Linked DNA regions of Homo sapiens: regions 1, 2 and 3 are each linked to region 4. Evidence: chromatin contacts called from ENCODE Hi-C or POLR2A ChIA-PET data. All regions are on one chromosome and are shown on one strand. The core of a region is the stretch at or near the end of the contact, and the rest is flanking DNA. Distances in the headings are between cores, read along the strand shown.

Region 1 (2,939 bases), core at 76-2,575, 490 kb before region 4:
GTGTATTTGAAAATTTCCATAATAAAAAGTTAAAAAAACCCACATTTTTTCATGTCTGGTTTTAAAACTTTTATTTTACTGGATGGAAGCTAAGAAAATGGGTTGTCTAGCCTAATTTTGAACTTCTGGCAGTATAACTGTCCCAGATTAGGGAAGAGGCACAGCCCAGCCTGCAAAAATGCCCGGCTGGACCTCATGTGATCACACCCATTCGCCACGGCAGGCAGTGTCACCTCCTCTGGGTCTCATGGTGAATAACCGCAGCACGGCTGAGAAGGGTGAGCTGACAGAACAGGTAGGCCTTGGTTCAAACCTGGAGCCCACCTTTCTTTAGCCTCTGTGATCTTACACTTCATGTGAGCTCTCTCAATCTCATTTATAAACTGGGACTTGTTTGAGGGTTAGAAGTGATGCAGAGAAGGTATCTAGTGCATAGTTGATATCCAACACAATGGTAGTCATTATTGATAAAAAGCTGTTTGTTCTCCTCTCCTGGGAAATAGTCCTGCTTTGTCTCCAGGTTGTAGAAGTTTTCCCTGGGAGTTTATCTTGGTCCGGGAGGAACAAGTCCCTATCTCTAGATTTCATTCATGGGGTCCCATGTCACCCTGAACCTTCTACCTTTTAATGCTTGTCTGCAAGTTTATTTATAGTCCATCTTTTGGACTTGGGCTAAGAATTTGTAATATATGTAAAACACGAGGATTTGAGAGGAAGCCTAAAATGTCTCTAAGAAATCTTTTCATTGTTGGGCAGCTCTGGTATTTTTTATTCCTTTGTGATTTGGTGCCCTGAAGCAAACATGGCTAATCAAATAAGAGTCACCTACAGATCCTGATTCCTTGGCCAGGCCTCCATCCCCTAAAATGGGGAAATTGCTCCCTGGTGCTAAGTGGAGGCAAATTAATAATAATAAATTGCATTAATACTTTTCAATAGCATTTTAATTAAACTTTTTTAGTAACAGTATGAAAATCTGCCTTATTCTTTTATATACTATTTTATTAATCTACTCCATGAGCACTTTTTCAGTTTTCAAATGTATGTATTTATCATTTCATTTGATTTATTCTAACAACATGCCTGTGAACTAGAGAGGTGGAAACAGAGAAGGCCAAGGTGAAGGACTTCATTCCAAACATAGGATCTCACTTCCACCCAGAGTGCTGTCCCTTAATTAGACCCAGGTTTTTCTGTGGGCAGATTACAATCTACCCATTGATCTTAAAGTCACGCCAGGTTAATTTCCCAGTTGACAACTGCCACCTGCTCCCTCCCTATGGGAATTTCCCAAGGGGAACGTGGCCAGCCCTGACTCAGCCAGCCCACACCTCGCCTAGACTTCCAGCAGCCACCCTTCACCCACCTTGATCACACTTGAAGGAAATCAAAAGTAACACCTTCTTGGGAAAGGGCTGGGGCCTCTCTCCGGAGATGGTGCTGCCTCCCACTCAGCAGCTGCTGTCTTGTCCATTTAGACTCACAGATGGGGTTGAGTCTCAGAAGCCTCTATGTGGATCAGAACTGGGGTGGGGGAATCTGAGGGAAGAGGCTCATTTCCTGGTGCTCTGTGGGAGTGACAGACTTTGAGTCTTGCAACAATCCTTCACTTCTTTGTTTGAGGATAGCAACAAAGAAAGAAGACAGCACTTGTTCTTCTTCCATGGAGTCCACAATAGGTTTCCGAAGGCAGACATTTTAGCAGATACCCTTTCGTTGTCTAGCAATGCTTCCTTGTCATTACCAGTTTGAGCTGGATATTCATAAGAGCTACCATTTACTGAGCAGAAGCCATGCGCCGGGCACCATGCTGAACGAGACAGTCTGAGCCCCAGGGAATACAGTTGTGAATAAAGCTTTCCTGAAGCTTACAATTTACTGGGTTATGGCTACTGAACAACTGCTTAAGTTGAATGATTAGAAGGGGATGCAGGGTTTAGAAGGGGAAGTCCAGGGTGCTTCAGGAGTCTATAGCTGACATTATTTGATTTAATCCTGACAGTAGCTCTGGGAAGTAGTATCACTATTTCTCATTTTTCAGACAAGACAACCGAGGCTGAGAAGTTTAAGTACATTTCTCATTGAAAGGAAAGTGCTGGGATTTGACTTGGTGAGCTTCTACTCTGTACTCAATGCTCATACACAGAAACAAAACTACTCACCAATGTTGGAACTGTACCTCTTCTGTAAGTTTAAATTTGGACAGATCATTGTTCGATTAGAAGATCAAAGGTTCTTACCTCTATGGAGAGGCTTCAGGGGGTTGTGAAACCCCTGAAACTGTATGCAAATTTCAGTGAGTATCTGCATGTGTCTCCTGGGGAGAAAGTCCCTAGGTCACACCATGTTCTTTGAGGATCAATGACACCAAAATGTTAATAACCACTGCATTGGCTCATGTATTCATGACTGCAGCTGACTTTGTTCTCAGCCCACTCAGCAGGCAGCTGAACAAGCCCAGTGCAAAAAGAGGTTAGTGGGTGTTTGTTGGTCCCCACATTTTTACAAGTTGTCGATGGTGATGGCTGAGGGTCTGTTCACCTCTCAGCCTTGCTCCTTCCCCTCACCTGCCAAGCCGTCTGGTTGGGATAGGTAGGACAGGTGGTGTGGGTCTCTTGTGGGGCACCAAGAGCCTTCTCCCAATATACCTCTCTGAAGGGTCCAGTTGTGCCATAGAAGCCAGTATTTCAGATTTTTAGACATTATATTAGTTTCCTGGGCTGCTGTAACAAAGTACAACAAACTGGGTGGCTTAAAACAACAGAAATGCATTCTCTCACAGTTCTGGAGGCCAGAAGTCTGAAATCAAAGTGTCTAAAGGCTCTAGGGAAGAATCCTTTCTTGCCTGTCCCTAGCTTCTGGTGTTGCAGGCAATCCTTAGTATTCCTCAGCTGCGTCACTCCAATTTCCATCTCTTCGTGCAGCTGTCTTTTCTCTGT
Region 2 (3,004 bases), core at 372-2,871, 380 kb before region 4:
GGGATTGAGGAAACCCCTTTCTCTCCTAACAAAGCCTTTCTGCAGGTTTGATAATCCTATTGTAGATGCTCACGTTGAACCTGTACCTTTCTCTTGGTGTTTACTTTCACATCCTAGTACTCCGCCCCCAACACCCCTCCACTCACTAGGAAGAAGGACATTTACAGAGAAGTGCAAAAAACAAAAGCACATAACATACAACATAATTGAACATCATCACTTTCACCAGTTAGGGTAATGTTCACCGTACACGGAGTTGCCTCTGTTGGAGGTGGCTCCAGGGCGGGAAGGGCTCCATTCCTCTGCACGGCGCCAGGCCTATCCCTTTCCCTGATTGTTTGGCTGAGGAAAGTTTGGAAAATCTCCAGAAAACAATTGTTAAAACTAATCTGAAACAGGCTGTAAGTGGCATGGGAGAAGTGCGAGGTGTGGACACGGGCAACCCTGCCATGAGATGGAGGTCTCTGAATGTCGAAAGCGAGTGATCTGCAGATGTACAGTGCCCACGGGGCAGTCAGCCTTTAAGGGCAGTGTGGGAACATGCAAAGAACAGGACCCCAGGCTCCCGTTGCAACCAGGTCAGTCCCTGTTTTCAGCACCACTGGGGCGGCCTCATGGGGAAAGAGGGTACAACGGGGCTGGAAGTGAGTTTAATGGGGCTGCGATTCGGAAGCTGAGGGTTTTAGTCCAGCAACTGCTTAGTTGTTCCCGTACAACTTCATGTTGTTAAACTACAAGGTTCAGTCCTTGATCAGTTAAATAGGAACAATGCTGTAAAACCTCTGTCCAATCTACTTCACAAGCCTCCTGGCAATGCACATAAAAGGGCTGCATACATTCCTAAGCTGGGACCAGGAAGGGTGGGAGGCAGACGTTATCCTGAAGACAGACAGAGAGCTAGTCGTCTACATTTTACCATGTCACCTGCCTGGGAACCCTCCGCACTTGCCTGGGCCTAGGGTCCAATGGGCTTCCTGTCTCTGACCAGAGGTCGGGAAACAGCTCTGTGCGGGAGTTGGCCGATCTGCTGAGTGGGGTCGTCCTGGGGTTGATATTTGTTCTTAGCAACAGGCATTTCAAATGCACAATGCATGATTGTAGCCCTTGGAATGCAGCATTTTTGAGCAGCGAAGTACAGGTTGCCAACTGTAAAATATCACCATGTTCACACTGGTTCTAAAGACAAGCGGAGAGAAGGGAATAATTCTATATTAAGACAAACCTTGCAATCTACCCTCCAGAGCCTTCTGGAAGAAATTAGGATCATTTTAAAAAGGGCTGCATTAACACAGTGGGGCATTCATTCCTTTTATTTTATTCCTTACATATTCACAATTGGAAAATTTTTATCATTCTGGAGTTATTAAGTAGTATGGGGGAAGGATTACTTATTTTTGCATGTATTTTTGAAGGAGGCTTTCCTTATTTCTTTTCATGTTAAAAAATTTACCCTTTCTGAAGCCTTTTTTTTTTTTTTTTTTTTTGGCGTATGTGTGTTTCGCAAAACTTGGCACGAGCATGAGAGGCTGACCTTTAACTTGAGGAGGAGGAGGAAGTGCAGTGAGGGGCAGCTGCGGAGGGCGTGGAGGAGGCAGGATGACTCAGTGTCTCTGTAACGCCCTCCTCTCCCCTCTCGGCCCTGGGCCAAGTGTGTCCAACCAGTGCTGCATCAGAGAAAGAAATCCTGCAGAAGTGACCGCTGTGGTAATGACAGCATAAATAGTTCCTCTTTTGAAGTTTTAATGCTCCTGAAGCTGTGGGAGAAACAGTCAGCTTTCAGATTCCTCCCTCGACTACTGGCAAACCGTGAAGAACTGTGTTTTCTCTCCAAGACACACCAGAGTGGTTATAAGGGCAAAGAATGATTGGACTTTAGAAGCCGAAAAAGGACTAGAGGCAGACAAATGGACAGCATTTCAGGGTGGCCCTGGGTTCACAGTGACCTTGAACCTTCACCTAAGTTTTTGGCAGCTGAGTCTCCATAAGAGGGGACAACTGCATTTACTATCGGAGAACTGCAGTTTCTCTCTCTGGCTGAGTAGAGTTGGTCTCTGTCTATGGGGCATCCTGTGGTCATCTCTCTCTGCAATGCAGGAAGCTCTGTCTGCCTGCCCCCTTTCCTACCTAACTGAAATTGAGGGGTAATTGCCTCCTGCACCCATATTTTCGAAATCTCAACTCACATACACACCATCTTTTGCTCTTGACTTCATAACAGCAATAGTAGAATGTCATTATCTTTGTCAGCAATGGCAAAATCAGCAAAATGAGCACTTACTGTGTATAAGCCTGGTCAAAGATAACAGACGCAGAGAGAGAGAGAGAGAGAGAGAGAGAGAGATTCCTTCAAGGGTCTTACAAGGTATTTGAGGATGAGACCATTATTCTTTCCCCAGCACGACACTAAAACTCTTCTCAACAAAGTTGTAAGTGACCTGCTAATTGCCAATCCCAGCAAACACTTCCCAATACCTTCCTGAAATGGTTGACGTGACCTCATTATTTGAACACCCTTCCCTGAATGGCCAAGACAGCACCCTGCCTTGGCTCTCCTGCTACCTTCTCACACCACACCCTGAGGTCAATTCTTCCTCCATCTGTCCCATAAATGTAGCTGCTGTTTCTCAGGGTTCCACCTTTGGTCTTCTTGTCAGTCCTCAATTTTCTTTTTTCTTAGTTACTTTGCCTAATCCTGGAGGATGTGAATTTACATTTTAACACATTTCCTAGAGGTACTGATATAAATCCCAAGCAGTTTTGAGACTCTCTGGACTTCTTCATCCTTCTAGTTCTTAGCATCTGCATCTATAAAATGGGGATGATAATGGTACTTGTTTCATTGGACTGTTGTTAGGATTCTATGTAAAGCACTTAGAAGAGTGCCTGGCACATAGGCAGTTTTACATAAATATCTGTTGTTAAGTTTGGGCAAAGGCCTAATAGAAAATAAGTTTTTGAAGGAAAGTTGGGGCCTTTTGCAGAGACAGATGGTTCTTTCCCCAAA
Region 3 (3,002 bases), core at 228-2,727, 450 kb before region 4:
TGTGCAGATTGTGGGGTCAATGTTCACAGCAGGACAGCCTGAGGAGGAGCCTATGGGGAGCCTTGTCTGAGGGTGGACCTGCTGAGGCTGGTGGAAAGCCGGTGTCCTCCTTTCCTGGGGATGAGGGACCAACTCCAGGGCTCCCTGATGTCCGCTTTGATGACTTCACATACAACGTGTGGCTCTAGTGACTCCACAACCACTAAGCCGTTTCACCAACAATGCCCAGACGGACCATTCTTAGCCATTCCCCCCTACTGTCTCTTGTCTCTGTTTCTCCCTCTTCTCTTACCTCCCACAAAATAGCCTTTGCCATCTTAGTTTCTCCCGAGGCTAATTTCACCGAACTTTTTGCTGGCCAGTGAGAATTAACTTCAGTTAATCAGTTAAAGAGATTATTCAGCTAAAAGGTAAACAGGGGAGGGTATTTCTAGTTAATTAGTGAGAAAGAAGTTAAAAAGTTTAAAGGACTCCTTGATTTGTAGTATGTTGTAACTGGGGAGCTGGAATCGGTGTTACTTCTGTAGGTGCTGACACAAAATCAGTGGGGGTGAGGCCGAGGTACCTGGATTGTCAGTGGCCTCCCACACCGCCCTGTGATTCTGATGCACCCCAAAGTCTGAGAACTGTTGCCCTGACCCAATTACTCCCACAGCCCCAGAGCACGGCAGGGGTCCTTGTACAGGGCCCTAGTTCCCTTGCAATCTCTTTGCCTTTTAGTTTTAAAACTAGCTATTCATCGCTGGTTAGTTAACTGTTATGCATTTCTACAGGACTGCATTGTTAGGAGCCTCGACTTGGCTTCTCCACAACCACATTCAACATTGGCCTTCCAAACCCACTCCACTCCTGTGCTGTCTATTGCAGGCCTGTGCCCTCACCATGCGCCCGGTCCGGTCTGGAAACCCGAGTCTCTGTGTTTCCGTCCCCTCTGGCTTGGTCCTCAAGCCTCTGCATCTTCCCTGGGTCATTCAAGTCTTCCAGGTGATGCCTATATTGTTAGTCTCTACAGTCTGGCCTTACAGCATCGTCAGAGCTGCCCTAAGGCCCAGGTGGAGTTGTGGGTCCTCTCTCCGCTGCCTCCCTGAGTTCTGACTCTTGGTGTGTTCAGGGACTTCCTGCCTCCGCACCTCCCACCCCATGCTTTGGCCACAGCACAGACTCTTCTGATTCCGTAGCTATGCTTCTGCTTTTCCCTCCACCTGGCTGCTCTGGTCATAGAAATTCTACCCCTCACTTAAGAACACCCCCAGAAGTCACCTCTGTGAAGCCTTCTTTGGTTCTTCTAAAATAAGTGAGTTGCTCCATCCTCTGTGTCTGCCAGCACTTTCTCTGCTCCTCTGGACTTCATTGGTCGGGGGTGGGGGGTGCTACTGTTGGTCTTGCAGCCACCCTGGATTGTGACCTCGCAGAGGTCAAGGGCTGTGCTGACGCCCCCCATGTCTGCGTGTTGACAGCAGACTTACTGGGGACACGCTGTAGAGCTCCGATGATGGCTGTTGGCCGAATGGATGAATGGCTTCATTAACTTCACTGCAACACGCAGGAGTCCTTGATCTCCCCCCTTGAAAGGTATTGGGGGTTTCCCTAGACACTGCCACTTCAAAGCCATACAGAAAAAATTAGAGCTAAAAGAGGCAACATTGTTTATTTCTCAAGAAGATGCTTTGGTGTTCCTTCCTGCAGCTGTGAGAGGCCTCCTGTTTGACCTTGACGTTTCCCTGTCAGGCTACACAGCGGTTAAAGGCAGGGCCCCGGAGGGTGTGCCACGGTGCCCAGAGAGGGAGGGGTAGTGGGCGCTGCCCTCCAGACTGCGTCCCCAGTCTGGGAGAAAGGGGCACTCGTCCTGACTGGATTGCCCAGACGGGCACCCCTTTCCTAACTTGCCTGCCCAGAAAGACATGTGTAATTCCTCCACCCGGAGGGAATGATTTCTGCTAACTCACAGAGAGGCTTTGACTTGTCACTCTGCCTTCTAGAAGTGACCACATGTTTTTTTTGCTCTCGGCAAGGGGGTGCCCTTGGCTGCTCTCCGGTGTGGGAGTCTTCCCCTTAATCCTTGCTCCTGGACGTTTGCATTTTCACAACGACCCTTTGTGGCAGGTGGGTCCCTGCCTTCTTCAGATGACCTTGAATAACACTGTCCTCTGCACTTCTGGCCGCCACGGAAGAGGCATGACTGCTGTGAGTCTGGGGCCTTGGAACCATTTTAGACCAAGGCAGGAAAAATAAACAGATGGGCGAGGTAGGTGGCTGCCCTTGAATTCTCACTCTCATTATGCACCCATTACTGGTGGCCAGTTGAGTAAGCATTTAGGACTTGGCTTTGCCATTTGTCAGCTGATTAAACAATAGAGCTTTACTGAGCAGCTCCCATGGGCTCGTGTCACTATACCTATTTTACAGAGGGAGAAACTGAGTTTCAACAAAGAAATTGCACCGAACCCAGAACTAAACAGGACCGGGCTGCCAGAGGGTGCTTTTCTGTGCTGAATCATGGGACCTTCTTGCTGACCAGAGCAGAGAAGAAAAGTCTCCTGTGGTCGGTGGAGTTTTTACTTTTTGGATTTTCTCCCCTATGACTGATCTCAGTCCTTGCCTGGCCACTCCTGCCTGTCCTACAAACACCGAAAACCACTGTCCTTTTCTCAGCCGTCATTTAGCAGTCGGGAAGCGTGTGTCCTGACGTATGGGCTGCAGTCAAGGCGGGGGCCCTGACAAACAGGATTCATTCACCAGGCCCTGGCCTGCCAGCTCCCTCACGGGCGTCACATGGGGCCGAATGAAAAGAGCAGGGGGTGCCCGCCAGGGAGGCCTATCCAGGGGCTTTCTTCCCCGCGGCGCCGTTCCCTGGGCCTGCCAAGTCCCACGAGCCAGCACACTGGAGAAGCGTTTTCAAAGCGAGGCCTTTGCCCTCCTTGACAGGCTCCTCAAAGCCTGCCTCGCTCTGGCAGTGCCTGGGAGATCCTGTGAAAGGCGCTTTTTGTTCACCCTCCTCATTG
Region 4 (2,939 bases), core at 305-2,804:
CCACACTGGCTACTTTTTGTAACTTTAGTACAGGCAGGGTTTCACTATGTTGGCCAGGCTGGTCTTGGATTCCTGACCTCAGGTGATCTGCCTGCCTCAGCCTCCCAGAGTGCTGGGATTATAGGTGTGAGCCACCATGCCTGGCCAGAAAATGTTATTTTTCCATGAAAATCCCTGTGGTGATAATTGTAAGATAAATGATCCAAAGGCATATATTAAAATTCATTTTGAGAGCCCATCATATAATAAACTTTCTGTGGGTAAGGCTGTGGATATTAAAAAATATAACATATTCATTCATTTGTTGCCAGGAGGTTTAATTTATTTTCTTCCTTCTTAATAAAGTAGAAGGAAAAAACATCCATGTTTATACGATGTCACTGCAGTTCAAAATAAGACTCATTAATTATCAGAATGAGTGGCCACTGAGCAATCTGCTCCAGTGAGTGGCTTGCACAGCTCACTGGAGTTTATGTTACATTTGGCCATTTACGCACTCACTTTCCAGAAAGCCCACTTTACTTGTGAGCTAAGTCAGATCCCCAAAAATGGATCTTCTTATGTTGAAGTTGACTGATCTTCCAAGATGGATGAATTTTTAATAAACTGATGAGAAGTCCTGTTTGCGATACATTGTTGATCATCACTCAGCCCCAAATGACTGGAAAGGTTATTTAGGGACTCAGGAAGCCCCAGCATAAGCAAATACCATAGGTACAAGCCCTTAAAATCAAAATGCCTAGATGTTAAATCAATGTCCCTATTATTGTTTCACATGGGACTCTGGTGACATTTCTAGAGAAGGAATGATTCTTGGCACTTTTCTTAGAAGAATGCCCTCTGCTTGTCGCTGGCTAGATGAGGGAGCATCTGCTATCCAGCTAACAAGGCAGGGGTCAGCAGGAGAACAGACTGGGGAGGCCGGGGATATGGGAAGGGTCCTCTCTGCAGCTGCTCTGTGGGGCAGGCGTGTCCTGATGACAGGGTGTCCTCAGCTGGAGCCATGGGGGAAAGAAGCAAGGCACGTCTCCTGGGTTTCCCCTTAAGTTCCAGTGAAGAGAAATTCAAAATACTTTCATTTTCCTACTAACCACACTTCTTCTGTGGGGAAATATGAGTGCTTCATAGCACCTACAGGACAACACCTCTTGTAGATATCAATTTGGAAGCTTCATCTCTTTGAGAAGTTGCAGGATAAAACAGCATTTTTAATAATCTCTTTGATAATAATCATTTGGCCCTGCATAATATATACATATATACTGTACATATGTATTATATATACACAATTTATGTATATGTTTTTATATGTGTGTGTGTTTACACATACACACAGAGATAAAATGAGAAAGACCAGAGGCAGAGAGAGAGACACACACACACACACACACACAGAGAAACACACTCTTTGATGATGATGAGCCAGATACCACAAAGGAAAAGGTTTCTGCCTACAGGTCTAGGACTATTGATGAGTAAATTCTGTTCTTTCCTTCCCACCGTAATCAGCCCTTGGTTGAGCAAATCTTGAGGGTTGAATAGGGTTTCACTTTCAACCTCACGCGGACAGAAATGGTCATGATTCACCTAAATTCCCTGTGAACAGAAACAGGCTGGCTTCTCACACCTCCAGTGAAGGCTGGACGGTGGTGGTAGGCTGCTCTTATCTCAATTTCAAGTTCTTTTGCCTCATTTCATGCCATTGAAAACATCATTTGGATTGGCCATCTGCACCCTGAATGACATCCGCATTTTACCCACTGACATGGAGCAGCCACAGCTGATTAATAGAGCCAGAATTCCTCATGTGGACCAATTTGCTATGCAGTTGTCAAGGAGTCAAAACCCAGCTTAGCTGTGTAGTGGTTTGAGAATGGTCATCTTTCAATGCTATAACAAAAATTAAAACTCTACTAATAGCTGAGCCCTGGATTTCTGTTGAGAATTCTGCTCAGTTTCATGTTAGGGTAATTTGCCTAAATGGGCTCAACCTTAACAGACAAGAATGTCCAAGAACAAGCTGGATGCTAATGTTTTGTTCTGAAAGAATGTTAAAGAATTTTTTTTAAATAAAAAGGTCTTGTTAATAATCCTTTTTTAAAAATAATTTCAACTTGTATTTTAGATTCAGAGGGTACATGTGCAGGCTTGTTACATGGGTATATTACGTGATGCTGAGGTTTGGGGTATGAATGATCCCATCACCCAGGTACTAAGCATAGTACCCAACAGTTAGTTCCTCAGCCCTTGGTGACCTCCCTCCCCCATCTAGTAGTCACCAGCATCTATTATTCCTATCTTTATGTCCATGAGTATGCGATGTTTAGCTCCCACTTATGAGTGAGAACATATGATATTTAGTTTTCTGTTCCTGCACTAACTCAGTTAGGATAATGACCTCCAGCTGCAACAGTGTTCCTGCAAAGGACCTTATCTGTCAATGACATTGCTAGCTTTTCTGAGATAGGCAACTCAGAGGAGTATGTGATTTCAGGCTTGGGATCGTTTGGTTCCAAGTAGCAGAAACTCACCAAGGAGTGTTTGCTAAAAAGTGGGATTTGTTGAAAGGATATGAGGTTAGAGGAGCAGAAGGTCTGGATGAAGACCTGGAGTAGAGTCAGGAACCAAGGCAATGCCTCCCAGCATCACTCCCTGGGGGTCAAGCAGCTGCTCATCCCCACTTCTCTCTGGATATCAGCATTATTTTTCTCTCTTCGCAGACTGTTTTTTCCTGATTTTCTGGAAGAGTGTCAGAAATGTGTTGCCTAACCCTTGTCTCTGCATCGTTCCCCAGTCTCAGGCTCCCAACCAACTGACCTGTCCCAAGAGAGACAGACACTAGTAGGTCCAGCTTAATTAGAGATTGGCTTCCTTGATCCACCTTTGACTCAGCTAACTATGGCCAGGGGCTAGCATCATTTGAGTGATCTGGCTCCTGG

The links. Hi-C counts contacts between places; a loop is a spot of excess contacts on that map. ChIA-PET counts read pairs that join two places held with the same protein, here RNA polymerase II (POLR2A). Pooled maps may share reads with other maps.
Region 1: a loop to region 4 is called in a map with no recorded cell type, with 8 times the contacts of the local background. The contact joins two enhancer-like sites. A Hi-C loop is called at or near these places in 7 of 37 single-sample maps with no recorded cell type and 12 of 50 pooled maps. POLR2A ChIA-PET finds 5 or more read pairs at or near these places in 2 of 52 experiments (Panc1 and naive thymus-derived CD4-positive, alpha-beta T cell).
Region 2: a loop to region 4 is called in a pooled map, with 3 times the contacts of the local background. The contact joins two enhancer-like sites. A Hi-C loop is called at or near these places in 2 of 50 pooled maps. POLR2A ChIA-PET finds 5 or more read pairs at or near these places in 2 of 52 experiments (A673 and naive thymus-derived CD8-positive, alpha-beta T cell).
Region 3: a loop to region 4 is called in a map of naive thymus-derived CD4-positive, alpha-beta T cell, with 4 times the contacts of the local background. The contact joins the promoter of LINC00598 here to the enhancer-like site in region 4. A Hi-C loop is called at or near these places in 1 of 168 maps with a recorded cell type or tissue (naive thymus-derived CD4-positive, alpha-beta T cell) and 9 of 50 pooled maps. POLR2A ChIA-PET finds 5 or more read pairs at or near these places in 1 of 52 experiments (activated B cell).

What each region holds. Positions count from the first base shown.
Region 1 is chr13:40,517,102-40,520,040 of GRCh38, reverse strand. No RefSeq gene overlaps it. Among named protein-coding and RNA genes, the nearest start is that of LINC00598, 38 kb to the right of the region's middle. RefSeq lists enhancers at 1,716-1,785, 1,906-2,055, 861-2,060 and a silencer at 2,266-2,465. Within about 2 kb of position 1,325, at least 2 of the 41 ENCODE cell types and tissues checked have a DNase peak (open chromatin) inside an H3K27ac peak, as active enhancers do.
Region 2 is chr13:40,401,173-40,404,176 of GRCh38, reverse strand. The region is part of intron 6 of LINC00598 (long intergenic non-protein coding RNA 598); the gene reads left to right. Among named protein-coding and RNA genes, the nearest start is that of LINC00598, 78 kb to the left of the region's middle. Within about 2 kb of position 1,621, at least 25 of the 41 ENCODE cell types and tissues checked have a DNase peak (open chromatin) inside an H3K27ac peak, as active enhancers do.
Region 3 is chr13:40,479,479-40,482,480 of GRCh38, reverse strand. LINC00598 (long intergenic non-protein coding RNA 598) reads left to right here and starts at 1,477. Exons shown (of 7, transcript NR_024507.3): 1 at 1,477-1,572.
Region 4 is chr13:40,025,011-40,027,949 of GRCh38, reverse strand. No RefSeq gene overlaps it. Among named protein-coding and RNA genes, the nearest start is that of LINC00332, 160 kb to the left of the region's middle. Within about 2 kb of position 1,554, at least 2 of the 41 ENCODE cell types and tissues checked have a DNase peak (open chromatin) inside an H3K27ac peak, as active enhancers do.